Linked DNA regions of Homo sapiens: region 2 is linked to region 1. Evidence: chromatin loops called from intact Hi-C (ENCODE). Cell type or tissue: gastrocnemius medialis. All regions are shown on one strand. Each heading gives the region's core, and the rest is flanking DNA. Links, peaks and the distances in the headings are about the cores only. Region 1 overlaps MACROH2A1 (macroH2A.1 histone). Region 2 overlaps PITX1-AS1 (PITX1 antisense RNA 1).

Region 1 (9,593 bases), core at 2,690-6,689:
CAAATCACATACCTTGGATTTCCGGGCCCCTTTCTTGCCTCCTGCTTTTTTAGATACAGGCTTCTTCTGGGATGGAGACTTGGCCTTTTTGGCTGGGGGTGGTGTGATGATGGCTTCCAACTTTCCTTTGGATCCCCGCTTCTTCGCTAGCAACTCGGGGTGGATGTTGGGTAACACACCCCCACTGGCTATGGTGACTCCTTTTAGCAGCTTTCAGGAAAACCAGAATAGCAGATAGTGAGCCAGATACCCTGCTTCTAACCTTCAAGAAGCCAGCCCTGCCCAGGACAGTCTTGCTTTGGGTTGGTGCAGCTCCTTCCTCCATGGCATCCTCCATGAGGATGCTGCCAGGACTCAAGCTCACTGCTCAGGGATCCAGTCCCCAGAGTCCCTCACTCAAATGGAATTTAGATCATCTCTCTCCTTTCGGGAGAGCCAAATACCTTGTATTATCCTGCTTCCCCCAACACTCCCAATAAGGCCTTGGGGAAAAACTGCCATGGGAGGCAGAGAAGCTGCTAATTAATCCAAAAGGCAGTCCACACCTTTCATAACCAGCCAACACCAAAGCCTCTCAGCTATGTTTCTTGGGCAGTATGACCACCTGCTCAAACATCAGTGGGAGATGGGAGAGGCCCATACCTGATTCAGCTCTTCATCATTGGCCACAGCCAGCAGGATGTGCCGGGGTGTGACCCGTCCCTTCTTGTTGTCTCTCGCTGCATTGCCAGCCAGCTCCAGAATCTCCGCTGTGGGGAGCAGAGATGAGTGTATGGTCATGTTAGAGGACCATGTGTCCCCGCCCCGGTCCCCACATTCACAGTGCCAGGAATGGGCAGAGGCAGCTGCTTCAGGAAGCAGCTACCCTGAGGTGAAAAGCTGTGGGCAGAGTCACAGAGGTGCTGAATGGCAAAGCTGAGTGGGACCTAGGAAGCCCCAGGTCCAATGCCCTTGTTTGGGAGATGAAGGAACTGAAGCTGAGGGAGAAGGGACCAGCTGAAGATCACTGAGTGAGTGAGTGGGAGGGCTGAGATCTGAACCCAGTTCCAGCTCTCATTTCCCAGAAAGGGTGCTTGCAGTTAGCACTGCAGATGTCACCAGGGCCAAACCCAAAGTCCTCAGTGTGGTCCCTGAGAGTATACCATGCCTGCTTAGAGTTTCAAGGACAGGATGGCTTGCTATTGAGGAGGCCTGTTAAATCTTTGTTGATTACATCAATGCTGAATGCCTGCACATCTGGATGCAAAACTGGAAGGATGTGACTGGATTCTTTACAAAGTCAACATCACAAATACATTTTTTAAAGTGTGTGTGTGTGGGGGGAGGTTGTTGTAGATTCAAAAGGTGAAAAAGATGTAAAAGCCAAATATAATGTGTCACTCCTTGATGAAATTCTGATTCTTTTAATAAAAGCTAGGAAAGTCATTTTGGAGACAACTGAAGAGCTCTGAATGTGGACTGGGTATCAGACACACGGGATTATTTTCTTAAGTGTAATAATGGTATTGCCATTCTGTAGGGAGCATCCTTGTTCTTAGGAGATACATGCTGATGTATTTAGGGGTGAAGCATCTTGATGCCTACAACTTGCCCTCCATTCTGAAAAAGCTCTAAGGAATAAAGCAAATATGGCAAAATGTTAACAGTTGTTAAATCTAGGTATATGATTATAAGAACATTCCTCTTTCAAGGAAATTCTGTCATTTGCAACAACATGGATAAACCTGGAGGACATTATGCTAAGTGAAATAAGCCAGGCACAGAAGGACAAATATAGCATGAATTCATTTCTATGTGGAATCAGGGACTGGGGGTGGGGTCGGGGCGAATGTTGGTCAAAGGACATAAAGTTTCAGTTAGAAGAAGTTTTAATGATCTATTGTGCAGAATAGTAACTATAGTTAACAATCATGTATATTTAAAAATTGCTAAAATAATAGATTTTAAAAGTTCTTAACACAAGGAAACAAATATGTAAGGTGATGAAATCAGTGTATTCTTGACATTCTGTATGTTTGAAATTTTTCAAAATAAAATGTATGCAAGAAAATAAAAACTAGAAGGGCTATGAGCATAACCCATAGTTAGTACTAAGTTAAGAGCTGATTTACCTGCCATCTGGGCACAGTCTCACAAGACAAGACAGGTTTTCCACAGCACCAAAGATGGTGGGAACTAGGAAGTACCCTTTGGCAAAACCTGGTTTTCTCCTTGGCATTACAGTTCTCTTGGTAACCTGTCAACCTCATCACTGTCTCCTTGTTTTCTTAGTGAGGCATACGGATAGACCCAGAATGGATCTTATATTCTCCACTTCTGCAATTCTGCCCACACTGGGATGTCATTCTAGGCTACCCTTCTGGGCCCAACTCAAATCTGACCTCCTCCCAGTACTAAAGAATTTCTAATATTTAGTTATGTTGTAAACACTAGATTTCTCCAGCAACACCAGCACTCAGAATCATTATGAAATAACTAGGAAGAAAATTCTAGCTGCATAAAAATCGTGTGTTAAAAATTTACGGTATGACACAGGGCATGCATTTTTAAGAGGTACTAACAGCTCCACCCAATGCAAATAACCTGCTGTATGTGTGTAAAGCTGAAAAATTGCTTGGCTACTCAAGGAAACTCTCATATTAGCTTTGGGGGCAGGGGCGGGAGGAGATCAGACACACTTGAAATAGCAGGTTTCCCCCTAAATCCAAGGCAGGAATTCCTTTGCTCAGTAATCACCATACTGATGACACACAACTCTGTGCTTGGCAGGAGGGACCCAAGGCACCAGGAGGCCCCTGTCTTCTCAGTGTTCCCAGGCCTGCAGGGCTACACATGCCAGTGATACAGAGAGTGATAAAGAATGCCACAGGGTCCCTTACCTGGGCTTTATACATGTGAGAGCCACAAAACTAAGGCAGGGTGGAAGGCAAGATAGCCAGTGCTTACATGGAATCTGGTGGAGGGGCTCACATTTCCCACTTTCACCCATCAGTCTCCACAACGCTATTCCCTTCCCTGTACCAGTGTCAGCACAGTTTAGTTTACCAGTGGAGGAGGGAGATGGCCACCCAGCATTTTCACTGAAGCTTCCCTATCATTGATCGTGGTAGTGTCCCAATGCCCAGCAGTGATGGGCCCACCTTGGCCAAGCCAAAAAGGTGCCTGTGATGCCTATGTGACCTTGGGCCCTGGGTACTGTGAATGCAGAAGCGCCTGCCTGGCCAGCCCAGCTTGGCCTTCATTCTCCTGTGTTCATGGGCGGGAGAGCACATCCGTAATGCCACTGTCCTGCCCACGGCCCAAGAGGATGCCAAACCAAGAGTCTAAGCCCAACAAGAACACAGAGCCTGGGAGCAATGGAACATGAAGGAGAGTCAGCCACGATGGGTGCTGGGCAGAATCCTCACGGCAGGAAGGCCTGAGAGGCATATCAAGCACCACTGAGCTGTAGCCCACTTTGCTGGCTTCCCCTCCCTTCCACAACCTTCCCCTTTTGGAGGCCACAACGAAGTTTTGGGCCATCGGTATCTGCAGAGCCAGAATATACAGGAGGAGGCTGATGGATTACAATCTTCTGACCATAATGTGCCAAGAATGCTTTATCTGCCCCCTCATTAACAGAGAGGAAGGGAGGCAGAAGGAGAATGCCCACAGTGGTGACCTGTTTTGCTAAGTCCTAAGCCCAACCCTTTGGCAAGAAAATCGTTTGAAGGTACAGTTTCTCAGGAAAGTGGAGGTGGCCTGTTTCCTCTTCCTGCCCAAAACGTTGGAGGAAGGCCCTCCCTGAGAGAAGGCTCAGTGGCCGTTGGTGGTCGGGGAGGAGGGGAGGGATGTGGTCTATATTTTCTGCAGTGCTGCCTTCACTTTTTTTTTGTGCAGGAAAAATGAGAATGATGGATAAAAAGACCTGAAGAGTGTGGTTGGGCCCCTGACTTGGGTGAGGGCAGGTAGTATGTAAAGAACAGAAAGCAACAGAGTAGCCCAGAAGTAAGCACATCGGGTTGAGAAACCTGAAAATGGATTCTCCAGGAGCTAGAGGACATTATCCCTGGCTTCGCAAGCTTTACCCCTTTATGCTCTTACTTTGTGACTGAAAAGTTCAGTAGCCTCAGTTTCTCCATTAGAGAAACTTGAAGGACCATGCTTATGTTTTGCTATTCAACTGGGAATCAGGGATGCCACACTGGACCAACCTGTAAGTGACAGTGAGTAGCAAGGTGGATAAGGAGGGGCAGAAGGAGGAGCATCTCAGCTCCTTAGAAAGAGCTGGGCAGGGATGTCATTCTGTTGCCTTCTTTACCAAGGAGCCCCAGAATCCAAGACTCTTCCTTTTTGCAAAACCCCAGCTCATCTTTTATCTGCACAAGCCAAAATTACTGCCTCTCCATACTCCTACCACCATAGGGTGGGCCCTCAGCCCTGTGGGTAGGGAGGAGGGAGCTGTGTCAAGTAGGGATAACAAAGAGGGGCACAGATCCACCTTCCAGCTAGTTAAGCAAGAGCTTTATCTTCTGTTTACTCTTGCATTTTTTTCAGATGGATAGTTACCATAGTAACCCCATCGTTAAGGGACACACAAGACAGAGCACCTCAGAAACACACCTTTTATGAGAAGTATATTCAGTGTCCCACCCCTCTCCTGTGCTGCAGCAGCAGAGGGCCGGGGCATTTCACCATGGCCAGGGAAAATGGAGGGTGCCCGACTTAACAAAAGCAGTAACCCAGAATACACACTCATCCCCTGCCAACCATCAGTAATACTCACCCTCTCATCCTTAGTCCAGGTTTAGAAAAAGCCATCGTAAAGGGCTTTCCTGGCTAAGAAAGAGTTGCCTGCTGCAGAGACAGCAGAGGTGCAAAATGCCAGCAACTCAACAAGATGGAACGGTTCCCATCTGCTCTCCAGGGCATGTTCCTATTCAGGGGGGAGCGGAGAGGGTGACTGACTGCTGAGGAATTGGGACAGGGCACACGTCACCAAAGGAGATGTCCTGATGTAGTTTTCTTCCCTGTAAGTGATCCTCTGCTTTGCAATAATATGGAGGGCAAAGTCATGGAGGCCCCAGGCTCAGGGCTGTACAGCAATGCCTGCCTGCCCCCCATGCACACTGGGATGGCCCTCACATTCCCACCAGCAAGGAGGGCTTTCTCCTAGGCTAGAACAGAGCCAACTTAAGCCTCTGCCTCAAAGTGAATGGAGCCGATGCCTTCCTACAAGGGGGAGGGTGGGTTCTTGCACTCAATTCATTTCATGTTTTGGAAGGTTTTGTGAGTCTCTGTTTTGTCTGTGGCTGGTCTAAAAGAAAAGCGATTCTGAGAAAGATAACCAGGAAAACACCAGATCTATGGACACAAAAATCCTTTTCTCCAGAGTTTCCAGAGCTCAGCCCTTGGATTCTCTCTTGAAGGAAATTTTCAGGAGCCACAGCCTGGAGGCTGTAACCAAAATAAATGGAATCCATAAGAAACCACAGGAAGAAACGGAAAAGAACAATTAGGAGAAGAAACAGAACCCCTTACCAGGTTCTCCACCCCATCAAGCCAAGTATTCTCAGTCGGTGACAGTCTAAGTTTTGTTACCAATGACCAATACTAGACTGATTTGGGGCCCAAGGCGCTTAGGGTCTGCTCTGAAGAGGACTGTAAGTGTGGTAAAGTTCCCAATTATAAATGGTGCAAAGGGAACAAGTTGAATGGTGAGCAAACTGGCCAGCTCATTAACTCTTCTAAGATTTTTGTTTTTCAAAACACATAAGCCTCTGGTTCTCACTCCTGGCCAGGGCCAGTCTCTGGCAACTAGTGAGTGGCTGGCACCATCATCTGTAGTGGCCTAGATGATGCAACCATATTCCCTCTCCTCAGAGCTGCAAGCCCTGCAGGGACATCCTGGGCCAAACGTTCCCCAGCTTCATTGAACATGACTGTTTTAAGGCCGCTTGACAAAATTCCCACATCCTTGGATAACAGCATGGTTTGGCAGCCTTTTTGACTACAGACCAGCCGTCTGAACATGAATACCTTTGACAGGTCTACTTTGCAAGTCCACCCAGAGACGAAAGGCTTAGGGTCCTTTTTCTTTTTTCCAAATGTCTTGAACTAAAACATATCTGTTGTATTGAAGCATTTTGTCTATCTTCCTTCAGCAAGATGAAGTCATGGTTTGCAGAATTAGACTCCTAACAGCTAACAGGTGATGTGTTGAGGCTGAGCCAAACTCTAAACACAACCCTTGCAATAGGAAAGAGTCAGGGGCTTTAACGGAGCTGTCTGAAGCTCTGTAAAACAGAGCTCATTTAACAAAAGAAATACTGAAAATAACAACCAGAAATCAAAGAAAAGCAAATGTTCACGTAATCCCAAGGAGAAAACATGTTTGCTACAAGGCCAACAACATGACAAGGAATCTGTTTATTGTATTTCTTTCGATTCATCATCCTTCCATCAGCAGTCCTTTGAGTTCAGAACTGTTTTACACCATCCCAGAAGGCCTTAACCCAATCAACCCCAATCGGAAGGTGACTGCTAAGAGCTTCCTGCATTCTGACCACACCACAACCTCCTCCAATTCCCTTGGTGGCTCTGAGTGTTTGCAGCCGCATCCCAGAATCCATTGCCCCCATCCCACCTTTTCAGGAGGTTGAGTGGCAGGGTCTGAAGCTTGCCCAGCCATCAGCTGGGAGCTCTGGGCCACAGCAAAGCTCTCCATCTGCTTGTCCCAGGGGCCTCAAAGGAACCAGAATTCCATAGAGAAAATAAAACCTACAGCAGTGATTGAAAGTAGTATTCCAAAGATGGTTCCAAGCCTGACACAAACTCCTCTACTGTTGTTAAGCCCACTGCAGACTCCTCCGAAAAGTCCAGGAGGAGCCAGGGGTCTCAGAGACAGCATTTGGTCCAGTCTTCTGCCTTCCCACAAAGTCTCCCAATAAGATGGAAATGCAGCTTAATTTGGGAATCTGTAAAGTAAGTTCCACTGACTGGAACTTTCAGCCCTATTTCAAAGTAAAAAATAAATAAGTTTACATTATACATAATAACACAGGGGAGCTATGATTCTTAGCAAACATTACCTTAATCTAACCCACCAACCCAACTCAGTGCCCGAATATCTTCCTTGTCAGGAAGTTTTCCTCTGCCTTCCTCACCTCTGGTGCTGTTTCAGCTGCCCGCTCTGTCTGCAGGGGAGGGCAGCAATCGCAAATGGCACTGTGGTGAGAGCCCGGGGTCTGCTGACAGACCGTCGGGGTTTGGATCCCAGCTCCTGTAATTATCTGTAAGATGTGGCCAAGTGCATCTAAGCCTCAGTTTCCTATTCTGTACAGGGGGAGTGATACCTGAGGTTACCTCTAGGCTTATGAGATTAATGAGTTACCAAGTAAAATGCTTAGTATACTCAGTAAATTCAAGCTACTACTGTTGAGGCTACAACTGCACTGTTAAAAAAGTGCGACAAGCTTGATTACCAGGAGAAAACTGCACTTCCTTTGCCTCGATTTCCTCTATCTATAACTGGATGATTTCGATGGATGGATTTGTGCCAAAAGGAGGAAAAAAGCAACAGAAAACCTGGTGTTTCCTCTGCCAATAGTTTACTCTTTGCTGTTATGCTTAACAGTTAACATATGTTTGAAAAATGCACTTGAACTCGATTAACCTCGGTGCTGCCAGACCTGCCTTGATGGAACACAGCACCCAGGGCGCCCCCACAGGCATCTCTACCTTGGAATGAGGTCTGGGGCTTTTGTCTGACCACAGCAGAGCGTGCAGAGCCAGTGGCTCAGGCAGTAGAAGTCAAGGCCCTGGGAAGGAGAAGGTGCCTGGGGAGGCCCTGAGAAACCTGTTCTACTCCAAGGCCTGGCTGGCAGCTGGGCAGGACCTCTGACCCACCAATCACTTGCTGTCAAGGACTCTCAATTAAGTTACAAGGAAATGGTTAATATGTATGTTTGTTTTGATAGGGAAAACCACAGCCATTTGTTCTTAATTCATCTCAGGAAGGGGTGAACAATCAGCGATGTCTGCTGAAATGAAATGATTTGAAGAGTATAATGTAAAGAGGAAACTCATTTAAGGAGCCCTGTCATGGTACGGTTTCCCAGATGGACTCAAAGCGAAAGAGCGAGGAGCAGAACAGTGAGTTTCGTGGGCTGCACTGTGTTGGGGGAGGAGGCGACGTCTGCAATCGGGCTACACATGTTCATCAAGACAGGGGAGCAGCTTCGCCCACTGGGAGCAGAATCAGGGACTTGGTCAGAGGGAGACGTTTTGCTCTACTCCCTTTTGTGCTGTTTGAATTTATCTTCTGCATATTTTCCTTTCAAAATGAAAATAATTATAACACTGGATAGATGAGAAGCTGCAGGCACTTCTGCTATCGGCTGCCCCAGCTGGCCTTTGGTACCACAGGTCACAAGCCCCCTTACCCTCAGACACTCTGTCCCAGCCTGCTTAATCCTGCTTCTCCCAAAAAATGGTTCTGAGCATGCGAAGACTTTCTAGGTTCTTTTTTCATGGCTGTTTTTAGAGCAGTGTGAGTGTGTCATAGAAAGGGAGGCCCCTGAGAGGGCACTATAGCTCCTGAGGTCTTTACCAGCCTGGCCTCTGTGCTGTCTGCCGGTGTGGATTCCCGATGCTGAGGACTGCTTGTCTAAGGATTTGCCTAAGCTCCAACACCTAGGATTCCACCTCCTCTTCGCTAAGGGGACAATGAAAGGACATTGGCCAAAAAGCTTCCCACTCTCCAGCCCTCCTCAGTGCCACTGAGTGACACAAGCTCCCCATACCTGACTGGGCACTGCCCTCTCCGACGCCTGCTGTGGCTCCTCAGGGCAGCTCTCTGCCCAGTACCTCGCTTGCTCTGCCACTGCTACAGCAGCAGCTCTAACATGCACCAGACCGCCCCTTCCCGGCGGGCCAGCACATGTCACTCCAGGGGACTTCGCCCCTCCTGTGCTCACACCCACCTCCTGCCTGTGCGCTCTAGACTTTCCTCATCCCTGTCCAGGGCTGCCTATCCTTCAAGGCCTATCTTGCAGGACCCCTGTCCTCCCTGCCCATACGAGGCCACAGGAATGTCTCTGGCAATCACCCATGACTGTTGCAGAGTCTGTCCCCTCAGGCTGTGTCTTCATCGAGCCAGCCTTGGGGACCGGGCATTTACCAGTCTTCCTGAGGTGTACGGTGGCTGCTTCAAGACAAAGGAAATGCCAAGTGGATGAAGTGCTCTGGGGTCCAATTCCTCTGACTGCTAAGGTTTCTGTGCTGTGTGATTTTGGAGAAGTTACTTAAACTCTGAACCTCAATTTACTCCTAAGAAAGCTAGGTGGTTTGAGGATTCGATGAATTACCAAATGTAAAGCATTTAATCAGTGCCTAGCACACAGTAACTGTTCAACATACGGCAGATGTTTTGGAACTTAACTGTTCCACCTTTACCTAGAATTCAGAGCACTTCCCCCGAAGTCCCTAAAACTAGTATTACAAGCCACAGTTAGAATATGAACTAGAGACTGCCAGGGCCTGGGGTGGGAGTGAAAGGGCAAGAAAAACAATGCTACTCAAGTTAAGTACCCTCATTTTCTGAATGAACAGCA
Region 2 (9,593 bases), core at 3,453-7,452, 140 kb before region 1:
AGTCCGAGGTCCTTACTAATTGTGTGACCTTTGACAGCTTAAAAAAACAAAAACTTCTCTGAGCCTCAGCTTCCTCATCTGTAAAGTAGGACAGGATTTATCTCTCTGGCTTTTGGTGGAGGTTTAATGAGATCATGCATATCCATTGGATTGGACACATTAGCTATTGAGTGCTACTAGCTCAGTACATCTCATGGGTCTCAACGTTATCCAATGTTATTCTGTCCCTTCCATTTCTTCAATGGGATCTTAGGGAGTCACGTGAGTTTTCCATGCCTCAGTGTCCTCATGTGAAATATAGGGACAATAATACTCTCCTTAGAGGGCTGCTGAATTTAATGAGTTGAGGTGTGGAAACAGCACGTAGTAGGTATTTAAGAAACAGCCTGCTGCTGACAATGATGAAAATACTAGTTACTGCTTACATTCCTGTTTCCCCCACAGAACGCCGAACCCCTGGAACTGTGGAGCCACCTCTGCTCTGTGTGGCAAAGGTGACCTCCCTGTCCTCTCTGGTTAGCCTCTTCGCACATTTACTTCTCGCAGTTTCCCACGGACCCATTCATCTCTGGCTGTAAGGTTACAAGGCTTTGGAAATTAATTTTAAAAATCACACTCTCTGACCCTTTAAACTTCATTTCAAATCCCCTCAGTGCCTTAATGACGCTCAGGCTATTTCGGGCCCCTGGGAGAAGTGTGGCTGACAGTGGCTTTTTAATTTACAAGACAACATAGGAACACACATGGGCCCAAATATGTATCTGTATAATGAAGAATAAAAAGCATAATCCCCTAAGTGGGCTGTGTTAGTGAGCATCAGGTTTAATAGGGGATTAGGAGGTGGAATTAAAGTTGCCCAGGGGGTACACAGGGAGACTTCAAACACCTTTTGGAAAACAAATTAACGTGGTTTGCAAAAACCGTTTTCCAAGGGCGGCAGAGGGTTTTCCTTGGGCTTCCCTGCTTTCTTTTGAAATGTATTTTTAACACTTGTATAAACACTTTGGGCCCGTGACATGGGGCTTCCTGTGCTCCCTTCGTTAGCTGGTGTCTCTGGGAGAAGAATTCGGCTCATTATCTGGGTGTTTTGATCTCCATGACTGCCGCTGCTGCTGCGCCCGGCCCGGGGCGGGCCACCCTTTTTCTTTCCTGTTGCCTAATGGTATGGAACCAGTTCGTTTGTGGCTCAGCCTGCTTCCACATCTTCCTGCCAAGCCTGGCCTCCCAGAGGGGCTCTCAGTTTTCTAGAGAACCGGAGTTCTTGGGCAGGAGCAGTAGTGGCAGCTGGGTGGCTGGAGTCTGGCCCTGTCTTAGGCTCAACTGAGAAACTGGCAAAATCGGCCTTTGTACCAGCCTCCCTGACCCCTTCACTTATTTCCCCTTCCCCTCTCTTCAGGTGCATCTGGAGTGGAATGTGAGGCCTCTGTAGGTACTGAGTTCCCCATCCCTGGAGGTATTCAAGCAATGTCCTGGTGGAGGTTTTAAGGGCCTCTGTGAGCAGCTGTGGACCTGGATGGTCATTAGAGTTTCTTGTAAACCTGAGATTCTGTAGTTTACACTTTACAAGTGGAATCTGAGCAGGGCCATGCTGGCCCTTGATAGCAACAAGGATCCCTGTGATAGAAGACGCAGTGCTGGGCTCCAAGCAGACCTTCAGGAACCCCTGTTCTACTGTCCTTGCTGGAGACAGAAGAGACACAGGCTTTTCTCTTTGGGAGGCTCCAGGCTTAGGCTCACCCACAGCATTTCCTTTAGAGATTTGATCCTGCAGAGACTTGGGACAAAAACTCCAAATTATGTCTACCCAAGTTCCCTTTTAAAGTCCACTTTCTTCCTGTGTAAAAAGGGGGCAATAAATAATAACAGCTAATACCTATTAGGCACTTGTGTGTCAGACACAGCTTGAAGTACTTAATCACTTATTTCATAACTTCTTAGGAAAAGGTACTGTTTTTTCCCCCATTTTACAGAGGAGGAAACTGAGGCCCAAGGAGGTCAGCCAACTTGCTGAAGGCTACACAGCAAGTAAGTTGTGAATAATAACATCTGCCAGTTGCTGGGGATCTGCTGAGCTCTTCACAGGAAGGTGGAGGTGCCCCCTTGACCACGCTGGGTTCTGCTGCAGTCCAGCCCTCCTAAGAGGTAGAAATGACATTAGTCCCTCCCAGCCTTGTCCCTCTTCAGCTGCCCAGGGCTGGCAGGAGCCAAGCAGTGAGAGTGGCATTTCTCATCCCAAAGACAGCAGAGCTCCTGCGGCCTGGCCAGCCAGTGGCATCTGGGCTGGGCTGATGGGGGTTCACATTCTGGACGTTTCCCTTACCTTTGCAAGTGGGCTGGTGGTTGGAGGTGAGCTTTGTGAGGCTGATTCATGCCGAGTTCACATAAGGCCACATGTCCCACATGCTGTATCTCCCTCCTGCCACTGTCAGGAAGGTGCCTGCAGGTGCGTGAGGCCAGAAGGAGGGAGCGTCTCTATCCTAGGAAGGAGTTTTTTCTGTTATTTTCTTGTCTGTCTAGTCCATGGGTAAGGGCATGAGTGGTCCTGGTAGCTTTGTCAGCCCTGTAATCCTGCTTCTCATGAAGCTGCATGTAAATCCTGTCCCCCTCTCTTCACCCCTGCCCCTCACCTGCCAGCTGTCTGCTCTGCTCTCACAAGGGACTCTGGTCTCATGTCACAGAGCTACAGTCACCAGGGATAGGCTGCCAGGAGGGAATAGGACATTTCTGCTGGGTTCACAGATCTGGCTTCACAAAGGAGGTGGAATTCAGGCTGAACCTTGAGGCATGAAAGAATTTTTGCTAGTAGAGAAGGGGCTGTCATTGTCTGATCCCATCCTTGGAAAGCACTGTGCTGAACTTGCAACAGCTATGCTTCTATTTCATGTTCATGAAGGCCTGTGTTGCTGTCTGCCTGTTATAGGTGAGAGAACAGAGCAAGCAACTTGCCCAATGTTCCACAGATAGATCTGAACCCAGGATGGAAGCACCCTCATGTTCTCTCCCCTCTGGCAGCAGGGGGGAAGCATGAGCTTCCCAAGGAGGCTTGGGAAGACCTGGTGTGTTGGCTGAACAGCTGGGAGGGAGAGGGTGGGAGAGAGGATAACGGGACTTGAGACTGGGATTGGTGGTGGTGGAGGGGGCTAGGGTGATATGTGCCCAGAACATCAAAGACCTCATTTAGTGGTGTGTTGGTAAGCATTTAACAACCAGCTGCTCTTCAGGAAAAAAAGTAGAAAAGTCTCTGATGTGAGGCATTTGCCAATTTCCATGGTGTAAATATTCCCACCATGGCTGATTTCAAGTTATCAGTTTGATGTCACTGAATACTAGGTTCTTGTGAGCTAGCAGGAGCTGGCTTTGGCACTCCACTGGCCTCATCTCTCAGATTCTGGTGCTTGCAGTTTATTTGGGAAACAGCAGAGAGGTAATAGGAGGAGAGTTGACATTGTCAAGCCTTTGTTTGAAAATGCAACTCTCAGGGTTATCGAGTCTTGGGAAAAGGGGATGGAGAACATGGCCAATTAGAAGGCCACTGCTGACTCTTGGGAGCAGTAGGGCTTGGGGCCAGGCAGGGGTGGGAAGGGTCCTTGGAAGAGACGGGCCAGATCCCATCATATTCAGTGAAGTGAAAATCTTTCCCTCTGTCCAGGACCTCAGGAATCTCTTGCTCTAAACATGCATTTCTCAGTGAGTCTTCTCAGAGGCAGTGCAGCACTCCCTCCTCCTTTCCCCTCTAAGGTCAGGTTGGCCCTAGAGCAATTTTACAGGGGAGTGCTTGGCTTCCTTTTGTGCATCCATCCAGTCCAGTTATTTAAAACCAATGACAATGACATACATTTCCCAAGAAATGACCTGGGAATATTCATTTGGGAAAAAATAAATTTTCTTGGAAAGAAACCCAGCTGGGGAATTGAGGATAAAAGGCTCATCAGCCTTTGTGCTCAGCTGTGACAGAGGCCTGCTGAGCTTCAGGGACATCTATGGGACTGGAGAGCATGCAGTGGGAGCCTCCTGCCCTGATCCTGTATGGATAAGGGGGCACCAAGGCCAGAGTGTGGCCAGGCAGAGATCCAGGCTGGCCCAGAACCAGCAACCCAGGCTTCCTGGGGGAAGATGGTTTTAGCTGGATGTTGGCGTATGGGCAGGACCTGGAAGGGCAGGGATCTCTGGGGGTCTGAGAGTGGCTTCATGGCTGCCATTTGCCTCTTCGCTCTCAGATCCATTCTTGCCCTTCCCCTGCTTGGCTCTGTATCCCAAGGGCTGGCCTTGCAAACCACAGGTCCCAGGCTTCCTTGAAAACTGACTCTGGCCAAGTTTGGCCAATGAGAGGCACTGACAGATGGGAGGGCAGGCGGAAGAGAGAGGAAAGGGTATGTCTCCTCCAAGCTCTGGCTTTGGTGGTGTCTCTGCAGCAGTTGTGTCTTCTCTGTGTCTCTAGCCATCATTCATCAGCCTCTTTCTGTGGCCTCAGCTCTCCCAGATTGAGGAGGCCCTTAGGTGACCTTAGTTCCTCCTGGGTGGCCCTGGTTTCTGGGCTCTGGAAGCACCTCTTCCTGCTGCTGTTCCTCCAGAGGGCTCTGGTGTTGCTCATCTCTGTTTGCCTCACTGCTCCCTGCTTGTCTTTGTAGCTCTTGCAACTTTGTAACTAGTTCACTTCGTTGATTTATGGGGCATGGACTCTGGACTTGTTTTCCTGCCGAGATCCTGCTATCATTCTTGCCTGGCCCTTCCTCCCTCATCCTGCCCTGCTCTGCCTTGCCCAGGATGGAGGCCCGCTGACCTCTAGGCCAGGTCCCCATTCTGTGGCTTCGTGGAAGCCTGTATGTTAGTGGAAAGAAAGGGTGAGGCCAGAGTTCAGTCTTGTGAAGGGAAACACTTGCCCAGGGTTATGCACCAGGCACCAGAGGTCTCAGCTTTGATAGGCCTCCAGGCCCCAGGTGTGGCTGCAGAAGGGTTTGGGTTTAGCAACATGCCTGTGAAGGGGTCCCTGAGATCCTTCCTCAGAACTCCAGGGCTTCCAGGAACAAAGCTGGGAAACCACCAGTCTAGTCTCAGCTTCTATTTTATGCATGTAGAAACTGAGGCCAGAGAGGAACAGGGACTTTCCCAAAGTCACACTGGCTCCGAGCAGACTGGCAGAGCAGGAACTCAGGCTCCAGTCCCCTAGCCCAGCGCCTTGAGGCTCAGCCTCTGGATTCTCGGTAGCTTTGGGAAGCACAGGGGCATGGGGCAGATAAAGGTATGTGGTCAGGAGAAGGCACCCAGCCCTGCTGACAGGCCCGCTTGCTGTCAGCAGAGGCCTCAACTGAACTAGTGCTGCCTCGGACCGCCCTCCTCAGGAATCCCTGCATCCAGATGCCTGCTTCAGGGTTGGCAGAGACCCATCCAATGCCCAGGTGCGCCTAGCATCCAGCCTCCAAGTGCAGGGCATGAGTGTGGAGACGTGCCCTAGATGGGGCTTGAGAGAAAGCCCTGAGCCCACTCCAGCAGCACCCTCCAACACCCTTACAGAGAAGGGCCAAGTTGCATAAGAGCTGTGTGGCTGCGGCTGTGCTTTGTACAGAACTGAGAGGGCTGCGTGCCCATGGGAGAGGGATGACTCAGCATTGCTGTTGCTAAGGGAGGCCAAGATGGCGAGCCAAGGGGCCAGGGCAGGGGCAGCGTGTGCAGAGCCCTCTGGGAGCACCCCAGTGTGGAGCAGAGAGTGCCCACAATTCCCTCTTCAGGCCAGTGGCCTGCTCGTGTACGCATTGAGTCTTCTCCCACATCATGTTGCCCCTGCCCCAGCTGATAAGCTCTCTTCACAGTTCTGCATGCTCACCAGCTCCAAGCAGCAGCCTTGGGTTTGCACACATTTGAAGTCTTTGGGGCATGGAGGGGTGTTTCAGGCAGAAGGTAAATCTCAGGCAAAGCAAGGATCCAGGATAGTGTGCCAATGGGTAGTCCCATTGGAGTGGGAGATGGTATCCCCACAGGAGAAAGTCCCATAAAAGACCTCTAGAAAGGACAAGTCATTACCTAATCACGCAAGGCCTTCAGCGACTGGCTTGCCCACACTTGAGTCTGAAAATCAGGGGCCATTGAAGGTTTTGGAGTAGGTGAGTGCTGGTGCCAGAGATGTGCTCCAGGAAGGTGGAGAGGGAGTGCACAGGGCATGTGAGTGGAGCTAGAGGCCAGCGTAGGCCAGGCAGGGTGGGGCCATGCAGTTACTAACACAGCATGGAAGAGGGCTGGCTGAGGACTGGCCACAGAGGGCAGAGTCAGGGTTGGTCAGTCTCTCTCCCTGGGCCTCCAGGGTCAGAGGGAGGAGCTGCTTCCCCACTGCAGGAGGGTGTGGCTCAGGAGCGTGGAGTGGCAGTGAAGAACACCTGTGGAATGGCACCATGGGCCCCTCAGGCTGGGTCTCAGTCATCTCATCTGCTAATTGGGAATAATATCATATACTTCCTAGGACCATTGGGAAGGTTGAATGTCTGTAGAAGCCTTAACACAGCTCCCAGTTCCAGCAGGTACTTAGGAACTGCAGGCAGAGCAGGCCCCTGATTCACAGACTAGCTGATGATTCCTCTCAAGGGTCCAAGCCAATACCCAGCCTTTCAAGTCTTCCTCCACACAGTCTTTTCCAAGGCCTCTTCACAACTTTTCTGTGGCCCCATTGGGTCAAGGTGGGTGACTGCCAGGGCCCTTCCCCACCCTCGGGGCACCTTCACCTTACTGTGCCATGACTTCAGTGAGCAGGAACCAGCCTGCCCTTTTTACCCACTGGTTACCGAGGGGTCCAAGTCAGATTTGCCCCACCCATCCCGCCCAGTCTCCTGGCTTGGGGAGACAGAGGGGGAGATTTGCTGTGAGGTGGGCAACCTGACCAGACTGCATGCACTTGCCACTTCTATGTCCCCCCTCCTTTAATGATTGTCAGGAAGGGTTCTCAGAGAAAGGCTTTTTAGTGAGGAGATACGAAAAGAAGGTAGCAGTTAACCAAAATGTGTTTCTGGGAGGAGCCCTGGGTTCTCTTCCATCAAGAGAGGGGCTAGGAGGAGTTTGAGACCAGCCTGGCCAACATGGTGAAACCCTGTCTCTACTAAAAATACAAAAATTAGCCAGGCATGGTGGCACGTGCCTGCAGTCCCAGCCACTCAGGAGGCTGAGGCATGAGAATAGCTTGAACCCGGGAGGCAGAAGTTGCAGTGAGCCAAGATTGTGCCACTGCACTCCAGCCTGGACAACAGAGCGAGACTCTGCCTCAAGAAAAAAAAGGCGGGGCTAGGGCCAGGCACAGTGGCTCACGCCAGTAATCCCAGCACTTCTGGAGGCTGAGGTGGGCAGGTGGCTTGAGCCCAGGAGTTCAAGACCAGCCTGGGCAACACAGAGAGACCCCCTTCTCTACAAAAAATTAGCTGGACATGGTAGCATGCAGCTGTCGTCCCAGCTACTCAGGAGGCTGAGGTGGGAGGATCACTTTATCCCAGGAGGCTGAGGCTGCAGTAAGCTGTGATTGTGCCGCTGCACTCCAGCCTGCATAACAGCAAGACCCTGTCTCAAAAAAAAAAAAAAAAAAAAAAAAAAAAAAAAAAAAAAAAGGCTGGACTAGGTTGTAGGGGAGCTCGGCTAAACCCCTCTTCTTGAGACCCCAGACTCCTTTCTGGGGTTCTTGAGCTGAAACTAGGGTCCTGCTGGGAGGCATCCTGAGGGCCACTGGCAACATGGAAGAGCACGGAAGCTTCCCTGAGGGCAGGTGAGGGGCAGGTGGGCATGGAGCCAGGCCTTGGGGCCCTTGGCAGGGCGGCTCCGTCCCTGGGAGGTGAGGGCTGCTGCTGCTGGCTGCTGTGCCAGCCCAGGGTCCGTTCTCTGTTGCTGCTGGGTCCCGGCTGGCCTGCCGCCTGCCCACAGCTTGCTTGGGCTGCCAGGCCTTTGTCTTCGTGAGTTCCTGGCTTCGCCCCTGATTTGGGTGGTGGATACAGATGACTGACACAGAGCAATGCTTTCTGGACACACAGGGCACTCCCTCCTCCTCTTGGAGAACGGAGGGTGTGTGCCAGGACAGAGGCTGTGCCTGGCATGTGGGAGAGAGTGAGCCACAGGAGGGTAAGGGCTAGTCCTCAGGCCACATGGAGAGCAGCATGAGCTGTTTTTTTCTAGATTCTGTAAGAACTCTTCCTGCTGAGTGAAAAACTCTCTCCTACTGAGAAAGAAAAGGCTGGGGAGAGTTGTCTCCTCCCTGGATAGTTCCTGCACTGTCCTCAGAAGCTGGGGAGATGGAAGATGGGAGAAGGAGAGTTGGTTTTGCTTAAGACTGGGGAGCTGAGTCTTAGGAGAATCCACCAAATCCCATGGTTTTGCTGAGGACCTGCTGGCTGGCAGGAGATTGGACAAGATGACCCTTTGGTCAACTGAACCTGGCATCTGCCTCCAGGGCAGCTGATCTTGGCACCATCCCCCCCCCCACCAGGACAGGTGCCACTTCCGGATAAACATTTGGGCAGGATGCCGAGGCTGGCCCCATTTCAGAGCATGACCTCTGCCGGCATCCCTCCAGGTGCGAGGCTCGGGACTTAGAAGTTGTCATGAAACAGAATCATGGCACTCTTGTCCACACTGGCAGGGGAAATAAAACTCAAACTGAAGAGAGTGGATGTAATGTTCTCAAGCGTAAGTTTTTCTTCCATAAATTTTTAATTAAACCTTTGGCACCCATTATGCCTTCATCCCTGGAAAGCTCTGGCAGATGCCAGAATTGTAGAACCATTTTCAACATGTGTGAATCCAGTGAGACGATTCACAGCTCTGTGGGGCACAGCTGTGGTCGGAACTTGAACAGTTTGTGGTGGCTTACCAATTGCATTTTCGGATAGTAAGATTGTGCCTGGTCTGTGTGCTGGAATTTGGCACGTCAGTGCTTTGCTGCACTGCTCAGAGGGACCTGGTGACAAGTGTCCAGGCCCTGGAATAGGTGAAGACATCAGTGGCTTGGAGCCCTGTTTTTCAATTCTCAAAAGTCTGTGTTTTCATTTTGATAAAAATCTGTTAAAATTCATACAATCTCATCAAGATTATCTGAGTACTCACCTCGTAACTTGGATTTACGGCACCACTGAAGAGACCCTTTACATGTCTTCGTAACGGTGTTTGTTCGATTGCTCGCGTTTGCACCGAGGGAAGGCCGAACACTGCTGAGGTCCACGGTACAAAGGAAGTTCAGTTTGCTTGCATTTGTTTAGGTAAAGTGAAGGTGGAACAAAGCTCATGCCAGTGGGCAGGACGGAGGCCAGGCACCCATTAGCTGGTGACCAGGGTCACGTTCATATGGCAAACAGATTCTGGCTTGCCATGTGGCAACTTGCTGGAGTTCATTGGCAGTAAATGTGCTGGGAACTATGTGAGGAAGAGATTGCTGGGATTAGAATTAGGAAGAAATGAACTAAATGTCTATTTAAGGCAGATTTTAGTAGCACCATGGGCTAATGTGGCTTCAAGTGAACAGGACAGCTTTATAGAGTTATCAGGTAATCCCTCATTAAAACTGATGCCTCAGGGTTGTGTGCAGGGTTCTGGTGTTGTATCAAGGCTGGTTAACCCGAACTTACAAACAAAGC

Evidence for each region. A loop is a pair of places that touch in the nucleus more often than their neighbours do. Peaks named below come from ENCODE experiments on the same cell type or tissue, not always from the same donor. Only the 100,000 strongest peaks of a DNase experiment are listed, where the experiment ranks them.
Region 2: a loop joins it to region 1, with 2.1 times the contacts of the local background. A loop is called at or near these places in 1 of 110 quality-filtered maps.

The regions. Positions count from the first base shown.
Region 1 is chr5:135,369,394-135,378,986 of GRCh38, forward strand. It overlaps MACROH2A1 (macroH2A.1 histone), which reads right to left. Exons shown (of 9, transcript NM_138610.3): 3 at 643-749; 4 at 13-210. Among named protein-coding and RNA genes, the nearest start is that of MACROH2A1, 25 kb to the right of the region's middle. In gastrocnemius medialis, for the core only: no CTCF peak of the experiment used is centred there; DNase peaks (open chromatin) are centred at 4,928 and 5,838; H3K27ac peaks cover 2,450 bases.
Region 2 is chr5:135,225,214-135,234,806 of GRCh38, forward strand. The region is part of intron 3 of PITX1-AS1 (PITX1 antisense RNA 1); the gene reads left to right. Among named protein-coding and RNA genes, the nearest start is that of LINC02900, 18 kb to the right of the region's middle. RefSeq lists enhancers at 2,284-2,784, 4,489-5,050, 5,527-5,686, 5,697-5,746. In gastrocnemius medialis, for the core only: no CTCF peak of the experiment used is centred there; a DNase peak (open chromatin) is centred at 5,578; H3K27ac peaks cover 1,385 bases.